Linked DNA regions of Homo sapiens: region 1 is linked to region 2. Evidence: chromatin contacts called from ENCODE Hi-C or POLR2A ChIA-PET data. All regions are on one chromosome and are shown on one strand. The core of a region is the stretch at or near the end of the contact, and the rest is flanking DNA. Distances in the headings are between cores, read along the strand shown.

Evidence for each region. Hi-C counts contacts between places; a loop is a spot of excess contacts on that map. ChIA-PET counts read pairs that join two places held with the same protein, here RNA polymerase II (POLR2A). Pooled maps may share reads with other maps.
Region 1: a map with no recorded cell type shows a loop between it and region 2 (11-fold over the local background). The contact joins the promoter of TRIM32 here to the promoter of CTNNAL1 in region 2. A Hi-C loop is called at or near these places in 1 of 37 single-sample maps with no recorded cell type and 1 of 50 pooled maps. POLR2A ChIA-PET finds 5 or more read pairs at or near these places in 1 of 52 experiments (BJ).

What each region holds. Positions count from the first base shown.
Region 1 is chr9:116,683,440-116,688,559 of GRCh38, forward strand. TRIM32 (tripartite motif containing 32) reads left to right here and starts at 3,866. Exons shown (of 2, transcript NM_012210.4): 1 at 3,866-3,942. All of the region lies in intron 16 of ASTN2 (astrotactin 2), which reads right to left. RefSeq lists enhancers at 3,533-3,852, 4,293-4,342 and a silencer at 3,923-4,122.
Region 2 is chr9:109,009,499-109,015,176 of GRCh38, forward strand. CTNNAL1 (catenin alpha like 1) reads right to left here and starts at 4,001. Exons shown (of 19, transcript NM_003798.4): 1 at 3,804-4,001. The coding sequence starts at 3,944. It overlaps TMEM245 (transmembrane protein 245), which reads right to left. Exons shown (of 18, transcript NM_032012.4): 18 at 5,637-5,678. RefSeq lists an enhancer at 3,189-3,692 and a silencer at 3,354-4,243.

The DNA of each region.
Region 1 (5,120 bases), core at 2,616-5,115, 7.7 Mb after region 2:
ATAGTAGCTATAGACTTTTGTCATCCATAGACATTTTGTCTTGCTTTTGTCCTTTTCAAAAGGCAGTTTATAATCAGATATCACACTCTGAGTGCAGGTCTCAGATAACTTTAAAAATTGTTTTATTGGAATAGAGGAAAAAATGAAACTTCTAGGCTTCTCACAGATAGCTGATGTGTTAAGCATTGCTAATCCTCTCATTTTCAGAGTCAAGATAGCATATTTCTTTAGAGTTATTTGCAACTTTTAACAAATGAGTAAAAAATACTTCCATGAAAAAAATTTAGAGCATATTTGTTTCTCTCTACCTGATTTCTCCTGAATATGGAAACTATTTGTAAGTATTCTCAATTTATGCCAGTATACTTAATTGCATAAGTGCAGTAAGAATCTGTTTTTGTCTTGTAACAGGACACAACTGGAGAAATTGATTATTTTACCAAGGCTTTTACTGGAATGGCATGCTTCCTTCAAAGAATCAAAATTAATGTATAGAGCCAATTAAAGCCCCCTGGGGAATCTAACCTCAGACCTTGTCTATAGTCCCTGTACAAGGTTCTGTCATACAGTCCCTGTACAAGGTTCCTGACCTGTGGTAAGTAAAGAATGTCACTTTCTAACAGGCCCAGGAACCCCAAGTTATTTTGGGACCTTGAGAAGAGAGGAATTTACCCAACTCATAGGTATTTGAGGATACAAACCCATGGCTGAGCTTGGCTTTTAAAAACTCTTATCTGAGATTCCTCATGGAACAGAGTTCCATCAAAGCTAATTTAAACAAAAAAGACCCTAAGTGAAAAATAATTATTCTTGCTGCACTTTATGCAAATAATCAGGCCAAGTATAGTAAGACTAAAGTACATTTCTGTAAACAAATCAGTTCTATCATGATTTGTTTTTAATAAAAATGGGGTCTGGAGAGAGAGAAATTATGCTTCAAGAGGAAACCTATTGTTAGCTGTTGTTAGCTGTCCTTGAGTTTTTTCTACAATTTTGACTAAATCCTAAATTATTTGTGGGTTGGAAGTCGCCAGACTAATGCTTTCAAATCTTTGCTTTTAAAATTGAGTATTGTACTCCTCATCCTAGGACTCATTATTTACCTTATAGTAGGCTGTTCACCTAAATACTGTACTAAAACTATAGATGAGAGTACTAATGTTTTTGCCATGCAAGCCTTAGAAGCCCAGCCAGACCTGCATGAGTCGCTCAGACACTTGAAAGTGGTCCCACTCTTCTCACCTTGGGGTTGACTCCCATTCCCACTACGTCCCCTGTCAGCAAGAAGAACCCAGAGCAATCGACAGCCTTTTCCCATCTTCATACCCTACACTTTAAGATTAAGGTGTTACAAAACCCAAAGTGATGGACTGAAACTGCCTTTGCAAAATTATGATTGAGACAGTAAAAGAGATCTAACTTAACTGACTCCATCTTGCTTCTAACTTCCAAGCTGTCCTTGTTCATTCCTGGGCATAGGCTGAACTAACTTTGGGAGAAATTTAGTCTGTAGTTCATAGTTTAAACAAAGACAGTAACAACCCTATCCCAAAGCAGACCTCCTTGCCTGGGTACTAGATTGCCTTTGTAGGACTAACATTAGCCACAAGATTAGAAATTGCGGTTTAGGAGTCATGCAGCTGGAGGTTACAAGATGCTGAGCCTCCCTAAAATGCTTCTGAGATCAGTGCTTGAGATATTTTGCAGACCCTGCACTTGATGGATCAGCTGGCACCACCCAGATCAATAAACTCACTCATCTGATCTTGTGGCCCCCCCACTCAGGAACTGACTCACTGCAAGGAGACAGCTTCGACTCCCTATGATTTCATCCCTGACCAACAGCGCTCCTGGCTCACTGGCTTCCCCCAACCCACCAAGTTATCCTTAAAATCTCTGTTCCCCAAATGCTCAGGGAGATGACTTGAGTAATCATAAAACTCCAGTCTCCCGCACAGCTGACTCTGCGTGAATTACTCTTTAACTATTGCAATTCCCCTGTCTTGATGAATCAGCTCTGTCTAGGCAGTGGGCAAGGTAAACTCCTCAGGTGGTTCCACTGATATAGGTGATTTAAGTGTTAAATAAAAATCTGTTACATTAAAATGCTGAATAAAGAGTGTTTAAAGCACTCCACAAAGATTATTTTTTAAATGCCTCTGTGTAAGAGGAATTCTAATATTGTGCCAGGATATGTCAAGCTATAAGATAAAAATTGAGTGCATTTCCTAGAATGCTTATTCTACTCTAAGATTTTGTGAGAGGTATAATAATTCATTTAACTGGTAATAAACATTAAAGAAGAGTCAAACACTGATTTTTGTTTTAAGGGAGAAGAGAGATTTTTTTTTTTCAAGACACTTGCTTGAGCTAGATCCCCAGGAGTATTTTTAACACTCCTCTGTAATTAGGGAAACATCAGTATGTCTGTATTGATACATATACACACATATATAATATGTATATATGTAAGACTATGAACAGTCCTAAATTTATACTTTGGGCTGATAACTGTGGTTTTCAGGAAAAAAAAAAATTTTAAACGGGTGCAAAGTCTCCCCAACTGGTCTAAGTGAGAAATCATTTGGCATTACCTCTCCCTTATCCCCTACCTGCTAATTACAATTTTTCAAATATAGTTATCATTAAGTGCAAACTACCATAATCTTGGCTTATCTTCATGGCAAACTTCAATTAGAAATTTAGAAAATGGGGAGAAAGAGTAAACAAGGTTAAGAGAGTGGGTTCTCAGATAGAATTGGGTACAAATTTGGGCTCCAACACTTAGGTATATGTGGCCTTGTGTAACCACCTAGGTTACACAACAGGTGTAGGTTAACCATCAGCTGCCTTATCTCATTAGGTCCTTATGAGGATTTAGTGAGCTATGCACCTGAAGTCCTCAGCTGTAGCCAGACAGCAAGTGTTCAAAGATGTTAGTCATTGTTTTTGTTTATTGTTTTATCATTGTGCAGGGTCACATAGCTAAGGGGAATTTCAAATCCAAGTCCATCCTACTTCAAACTCCTTTGTGCTCCTAAGCTGTACAGTATAGTCACCTTGGAGAGTAGGTGATTGGCCCCAAACTACTTCAGGGACTGCAGGTCGTGGCCAGCCAGTCCTGTATCAGACCTCGTCCTTGCCAGATGCCTAGTGCCCCAGATTCCCTCAAATCTCAGGCCAGATCACCTCCCACCTGGTAAGATTCCTCCACCTTCACCCGAGCAAAACTACACTTGGTTTGGGTTCCCGGGTACCTTCAGTCTGCAGGGACAGGGGCTGCAGAGTGTACTCCCCAAGTCTGCCTCTGCTGTCGGCCTCCCAGCTGAGTAGGCAAAACATTCCTTTACAGAGCAATGTGTTCATGGATAAACTTGTCTCTAGTGCAGCTCTCTGTCAGAGCACAGAACATGAGGCCAAAGCACTGCCCTTCCTAGGGAGTCCCGGTTCTCGACTTCCCCAGAATGGAAGTTTGATTTTTCCGTTGGCCCATTTCTCAGATGGAAAAACAGATTCAGTAAGGTGCCAACGCTTTGCTGAGGACTACCCTGGAGGCTACCGTTTTGTGAAGGGGTAGACATTGAGACTGGAGTCAGATACGCATTCTGGCTTATCTCCTGACTTACTGAGTGAACTTGAGCAGGTCCCTTTCGCCCATGGGCGTCGGTTTCTTCATCTGCACCAAGGAGACGGAAAACTGGATTACGTGTCGCTAAGGCCCCGGGTTCTCAGAGGAAAGCTCACCCCTGCAGGGCCGCCTTGCCCCGCGCGCTTGGGGCCAGCTGCACGACAAGCCCCAGCATGCTGGGGAGGCGGGGCTCAGTGACGGACAGGGAGCTCTGCGAATTGGCGCCCGGCAAGGGGTGCTCAACGGCGCGTGCGCAGAGGGAGGCAGGCGGGTGGGCTGCCGGCGGTGGACTCGTCGGAGCCGCGGGCGGTCAGGTAGGGGGCGGGAAGGAGGGTTGGGGACTGGGGACCGCGGCCGGAGTCGTGGGCCGTGGCTCAGCGGCCAGGCGGGGGAACGTGCCGGCGTGCAGCGGCCGCGCCCGAATGGCAGGGTGTGGGGACCGGATCTGGGGGGGGCAGGACTAGGGTGGGGGTGGGGCTGCGAGGGGCAGGCTCGGGAGGGATTCGTGGGGCTGAGGAGATCCGAGGAGATGCAGCTGGGGGAGGGGAGCGAGGGGCTCTGAAGAGATTTGCGGTTGCAGCATCTCGGGAGGTATGAGGTAATGTCGGGGCCCTGAGGAGGAACGGGGTGTAGCATGTGGGAGATGGGAGGGAATCAGGGCCCTGGAGGGACCTGGGTGCAGAATTTCAGAAATATGAAGGAACTGGGGGGCCCCGATGAGATTTGAGGAAATCTGGGGGCGCTAGGCATCTGGCAAGGACAGGGTCTGAGATGATAGGAGCAAGGTCTAGGGCGATCCTAAGTGCTATTGAGAAAGGGTTTTCGGAGTGGGCTGAGGGTGAGATTGAGGGGGTGGGGTGAGTTCTTGAGGGACTCTATCTTGTTAGCAGAAAGAAGGGAGCTGGCTGAGGTGTGAAGGCAGCACATGACATTCAGTGCATAAGAGGAAGGAGCAGGGTATGAGGGCAGCACAGTGCCCGATGGAATGCAGGAGATGGGGGCTCAGATTGAGGGAGAGCAGAAATCTGGGGTGAGGAATTGGGGCGTTGAACTGAGGTGCGGGGCTGAGTGTGGCAGAGATTTGGAAATAGGGATTAAACGATCTGAGTCCGAGGGATTTGGGGCATATGAGTGAGGAATTGACGAGGGTTGCAATATACAGCCCCAAAGATTGGAATTTGGAATTGTAAGAGGGTTGGGGACAGGGTTTGGAGAGGATTGAATCGTGGGGTGGAGATGTCCTAACTGGGCTATAAAATCAAAGGACCCTGAGTAGATTTGTGGATTGGTGTCTTGGGCTGCTAAAGAGATTTTCCTTAAATCGCTGCATGGGAGACAGAGGGAGTTCAGGGGACCCAAGGACCTAAAAGTAATGTATGAAACTGGATGAGTATATGAAGATGAGCAGAGTTCAGGTGCTGAGGAACAAAGTGATAAATCTTCAGTTCAGATAATCCTGAAGGAGTGTGGTAATCCCTGTGAAGGGCAGAAT
Region 2 (5,678 bases), core at 2,751-5,250:
AGTTTCCATATATGTGTGGATCTGTTCTAGGGTTTTCTATTCTGTATCACAGGTCTATGTTTTTCAACCCTGTTCTGATACCCACATTGTCTTAATTACTATAGTTTTATAATGAGTCTTGAAATCTGGCAGAGCAAGTCCATCCACCTTGTTTCTCTTCTGCCTAATCTTGGCCCTTTGTGCTTTCATATAAACTTCAGAATTACTTTTATCAAGTTCTACTGAAAAATCTTGCTGAAATTTTCATGGAAATTGCATTAAATTGACCAATAGGGATAACTGATATGTCTATAATATGTCAACCTAGGCTTGAACACAGTACTTTTCTCCCATTTATTTAGATCCATGTTGGCTTTTGATAAAATTTTTAAATTTTCTCCATGAAGTTTGACCACTTTTGCTGTGTATACATAGAGATAGAGCTCTTTCTCTTTATATACATAGCAAAAGCAACATATTCTTAGGAAGCTCATATTTTGCTGTTACTGTTAATATAACTGGATTTTTTTAATAATTACTTTTTCTATTTTTTTTTATTATTTTTTAAAGACAGGGTCCTTGTTGGCCAGGCTGGAGCACAGTGGCGTGATCACAGCTAACTGCAGCCCTCAGCTGCTGGGCTCAAGCCATCCTCCCATTTTTTAGCCTCCTGAATAGCTGAGACTAGAGTAGCTGGGATTACAGGCACCAGCCAGTGCGCCTGTGCCTTGTTTGTTATCAATGTAGAAAAATGCAATTGATTTTAGTATCCTACACTCAGTGAACTTGCCAACACTCCTAATTTTTATAATTTACTTGTAGACTGTTTTGAGTTTTCTGCATAGGTTATTATATCACACTGAGACTTTTGGTTTTTCCTTTCCTATATTTATTCCTTTTATTTCTTCTCCTTGTCATATTACACTGGCTAGAATTTCCAGTGCAGTGCTGAGTAGAAGCATAGCAGGCACCCCACTCTGGTTTCTGGCTTTAAAGGAAATGTTTATTTTAAATTTGACTGTTGCTATGATGTTAAGTAAAAGTTTTCTGTAGATACTCTATCAGGTTAAGGACACTTTTTCCTAACACTAGTTCCCTAAGTGCTTCTTATCATTATTAGAAGCTGAATTTAGTTGAATGCTTTTTCTGCATCATTGTTAGGAAAATACATCTTTTATAATCTGTGAATGCAAAAAAAACTATACACATTTTTCTAATATTGATAAAATCTTGCATTCTTAGAATAAGGCCAGTAACCCAGGACTTTTCACTTGGAGAGTCAGAAGAAGCTAGATGATACCAGAATAGAAACTGTCTACTTTAAACCGTATAGTGCCAGTCCTACTTGTTTACCTCAAAACCCTGCCTCCTCCATGACATCACTGCTGACTCATCCATGCCTTCTCTGAGCTTTTAGAGTATGTACCATTGATGATGTTCATTTGACACTTTGCATGTGCTGTTCTATACATGACCTATCTACCAACTAGAATATAAGCCCCTCAAAAAACAGCAACAAATAAGCACACAATAAATCCTTGCTTAAAATGCTTAAAATATCCTTGTGGATGAGATGGTGAAACATGAGTTGGGTAATAATACAGCATTCTCAGAAAATGAGACTTGTGGACATATGAGTTTTCTGGAGAACTGCTGTTTTAATCTCCTAACACTGAAACTTTAAAATCATTCTAAATTGTACTTCCCTGCTTTGTTAACCGAGTATTCTGGCCATGCTTAATACACTTCTTGATTTTAACTTTTTCTTGTTAAGGACAGTCAATTATGAGGAATATCAGTTATGGTGTTGTGGTAGAGATGTAGCTGTAGATACACAATGTGTGGGATGCAAAACCTCAGCTGTGACCCTGAACAAGGCTTTAACTGGAAAAAGAAAAAAAAAAAAAGGCAGGCATTCTTCCCCTTTGGCATTGACCTCTAACTCTCAGCAGTGATTTATACTTTTCTTCCTCTGCTCTCCTACCCTTCTCTGGCTTCTTTTACCCCAGAGTTACACAATGCAGAGCTGTAAGACTGATACATTTTTAGCAGTGGATACTGTGAAAAGTTGCCATTTCTCCAGATTATGACTTTCTAGCTTGTTTTTCCACTATGTACCATCTTTTTCTCTAGATCTCATTACTGCTTCTAATCTCTAGAGAGGACACAGCATAGTGTAGCAAAGAGAACCTTCTGGAGCCAGGGTACCTGGATTCAAATCCCAGTTTGGCACTTATTGAAAGCCCTAACAACAAATTATTTAACCTCAGTATTCCTCAGTTTCCTCTCCCATACCACGAGAATATATACCAACTTCACATGATTGTTATGAGAATTAATGAGTTAATATTTACAAAGTGCTTAGAACCTGGCCTACCACATAGTAAGCATTACATAGGTGTTATTTAAAAAATGGATAAAATACTATCAACTTGAACTCCATCACTCTCTTATCTCTCTGCCTCTTAAAACTGCTCCAGTGTTTCTCGTTTTGGTTGTGTTGTGCTAGTGGAGATAGGCGAGGAGCGGAGGGTCTGACATTACTGAGGGATCCCAGTGCCCCTTCCCACTGGTCAGAGCCTCAATGAGACACAGGAAAAGGGAAGGAGAGTGTCAGATATATTCATCACTGCTCCGTTAGCCATGCGAAGGTGAAGAAAATAGGGATGTTTATTTAACCAGCATAACAGGAATCCAGGGACATGTGTAACTGCTGTTTTCAAATATGCGCAGGGCTGGGCAGGAGAAGAGATAATAGCATTTAGAATTCTATGCAACAGCTACAGGCTCCCCTTCACTGAACATGTTTAAGCAGGGTACTGGTGGCCAGGTGTCAAGGATGCTAAAGAAAGAATTTTTAGTCAGATAATCTTTAAGATTTCTTCTACCTCTAAAATCTTGGTAATCCTAGTATGAGTCACGAAGTGGTTACAACCTAGATGTGAGTCACACATCGCCAACGCGCTCCCGAAGGCACAGAATTCACTCCCCACAGTGCTTGGCATCTTACCACAGACCTAAGTGAGGAATTCTAGCCCTGAAGCTGCATATAACCCAGCTCAGAGAAACAAAAACTTTCCTAAAACTCAGGGCGTCGGTTAGCTGATTGGCAAATACAGTAACGCACACATCCCAAACGGGACTTGGCAAAACGGTGTGCATCTGGATTAACTGTCATACAGTCTCCACGTCACTCTTCCACGAGGCCGGACAGAAGCGGGCAGAAGTGAGCAGCAGCAGGTTCAGGGGAAGGGGTAGGGTGGCCGGGATGAATGGGAGGCCAGCGAACTGACCTACGGCGGGGAGGGACAAAGGATCAGGGAGCGCACGCTGGGCGGGGAGGCCGGGAGGAATACCCCAGGCGGAGGAGCCGGGCTCGGGACCAGGCTGCGAACTGGTGACAAAGTCGGTTATCGTGGAGGGCCCTAAGTACCAGCGAGGGGCCCCGCGGGGGTCCTCTCTGCCTCGGGAGCTGGGCTCAACCACTCGCCCCGCGGAGGGGGCATCGCCCGGCCGGGGGCACCCGGGAGCCGCAGACCCGAGGCAGGTACTGGGGGCAAAGGCCCAGGCCGGCACCCCCGCCCCGCAGCCTCCCCTGCTGCCGAGTCCACTCAACCCTGCCGCCGGAGTTTGGATTATCCAGTCTCTCGCCGCCCGGGCCGAGGCCCGTCCCGGAGCCCCACACAGGCGGTCCGACAAGAACGCCGCAGTGCCGGCGCGGAAAGTGGGGCAGCGGCTGCCTCCCGTCCGGTCGTGCGAGCGGCGGCCGCCATCGCGGGCCGCGGCGGGAAGGAGAAGAGGGGCCGCGCCAGGCGCCACTTTACCTGAGAAACCAGCGGGAGTAGCGTCTGCTCCACCGAGCGAGTTTTGATCTCCAGTCCCGAGTCGAGGGCGAAGCCCGAAGAGCCGGAGCCGTAGACTGCTCCGGCGCCGCCAACGCCGGCGGGTCCGGGAGAGGCGGCCATGGCCCTCGGTCTATCCCGCAGCCGGGACTCCGCGCCGCGGCGAGCCTGCCGCCAGTCAGCCCACCCGCCCGAGGCGGCGGCGACAGGACACTCGCGCCAACCGAGACCCCGCCCCCAGGGGCCCGCCCCCCCAGGGCTCCGCCGCCAACCCTGCGTCCCCGACGCCCGTCACCGTATGTCCCCGCCCACCCCCGGCCTCTGCCCCGCCCGCGCAGTCCAGCCTGGTGTGGGCTCCCTGCAACCCCACCCCCTAAGCCGGGTCCCGCCCCCACATGGCCCCGCCCTTATCTCTTCTCAGACCCCTTCCATGGGTTCCAGGCACCTTCTCGCCAGGGTGGCGAGGAGAAACAAAACACATCTGTCACACAGCCACATGGCCTCCTCTTACTTGGACAGACAAGCGTCCCCAGCAAAGCTTCCCGTCCTCTCGATAGGTGACTCGTCCTAAATCAGCTCTGAATTCCCGCAAAGACTTCTGGAAGCTGTGCTGGGGTTGAAACTGGTAGACCAAAACCAGAATCAAGTCTGTTGGGAGGGGCCTTTCCCCTGGGACGGGAATTCCAGTGGTAATGTCTTCCTGGGGCTTCTCCGGAAGGTCCAATTTCCACTCCACCCTGCTCATTCTTTCACCATGTATTTCTCACAAACACTTTGAGCTGGATTGAAGGGGAAACATTTGATAATGCAATCATTAATGGAGTATCTGGGTATTCGGCAGGAAGTCAGTATATCTTTCACACTACTGTTTAGACTTATTCAAAAGAAATTTAAAAGAAACATGAAAAAGCCTCATCTACTGTTCAACACTACTTCTTAAAACTATTTTTCGAAGTTTTTTCCTAGTGCCAGGCACAGAGCAGTTTCTTCATAACTGTTCATTGCATGAAAACACCAAGTGTGTATTTCTGACAACTCACTTGAGGGGAAGGGTAAGAATCAGTTCTGTAAGCACAACTCTGAGCTCGCACAGAGCCCCACGATGGGGGCGGGGAGCTGAAGACTCCTATTCTAAGGTCTCCAGGAGCAAGGCCAAAAGGAGGTTGTCAGCAGTATGCACGCCGTGAAGGAATTCCAGACTTAAGCAACAGACTGAGAAGCATGAAAAAATGTTTTGTCAACTACCATATCTGCCAGTGAGAACCTGTCAGAGTAAAAAAGAATCTGAGGCTGGCCAGTCCACCCGGACACCTTGGCCTGGATCATTTCTTCTTCCATAACACCAGATTGATGAGCTGGGTACATCAACCTGAGGCATAAGAAAGCTCTTTCCCAAGCACCGTTGAAAGGCGCTTCACAGTGCTTCAACCTGTAGCTTCAGCTTCATCAATCTACCAGTGCTGCACAGCTGTCTTTGGTATTGAAGATAGCCAAGCTTCAGCTTCTTTTTCTTCATTCAAAAAGGACAGGTCCTCAATCCAACTTTTTCTTCCAATTCTTCTCAGCCAACCATCTCACCACTTCCTTACCTATCACAAGGCCACCTTCCCCTGTGCACTGAGGGCCCTTGACCTCTTTAAGGCGCCCAGTGTCCACTTCCTGGACACACCTTCCCTTACGAAGTTGACAGTATCTCCTAAGAATTCAGTGTACACAATGGTGCCGGAGGAAATGGCATAACAGAAGGCCTAAGAGACGGATGGATTCATGAAACTTTGGCTTCACAAAAGATCAAGTTTTTCAACACACAGGAGATTAAGTTTACCACATGATTCATTCAACACTAGTAATTTTATT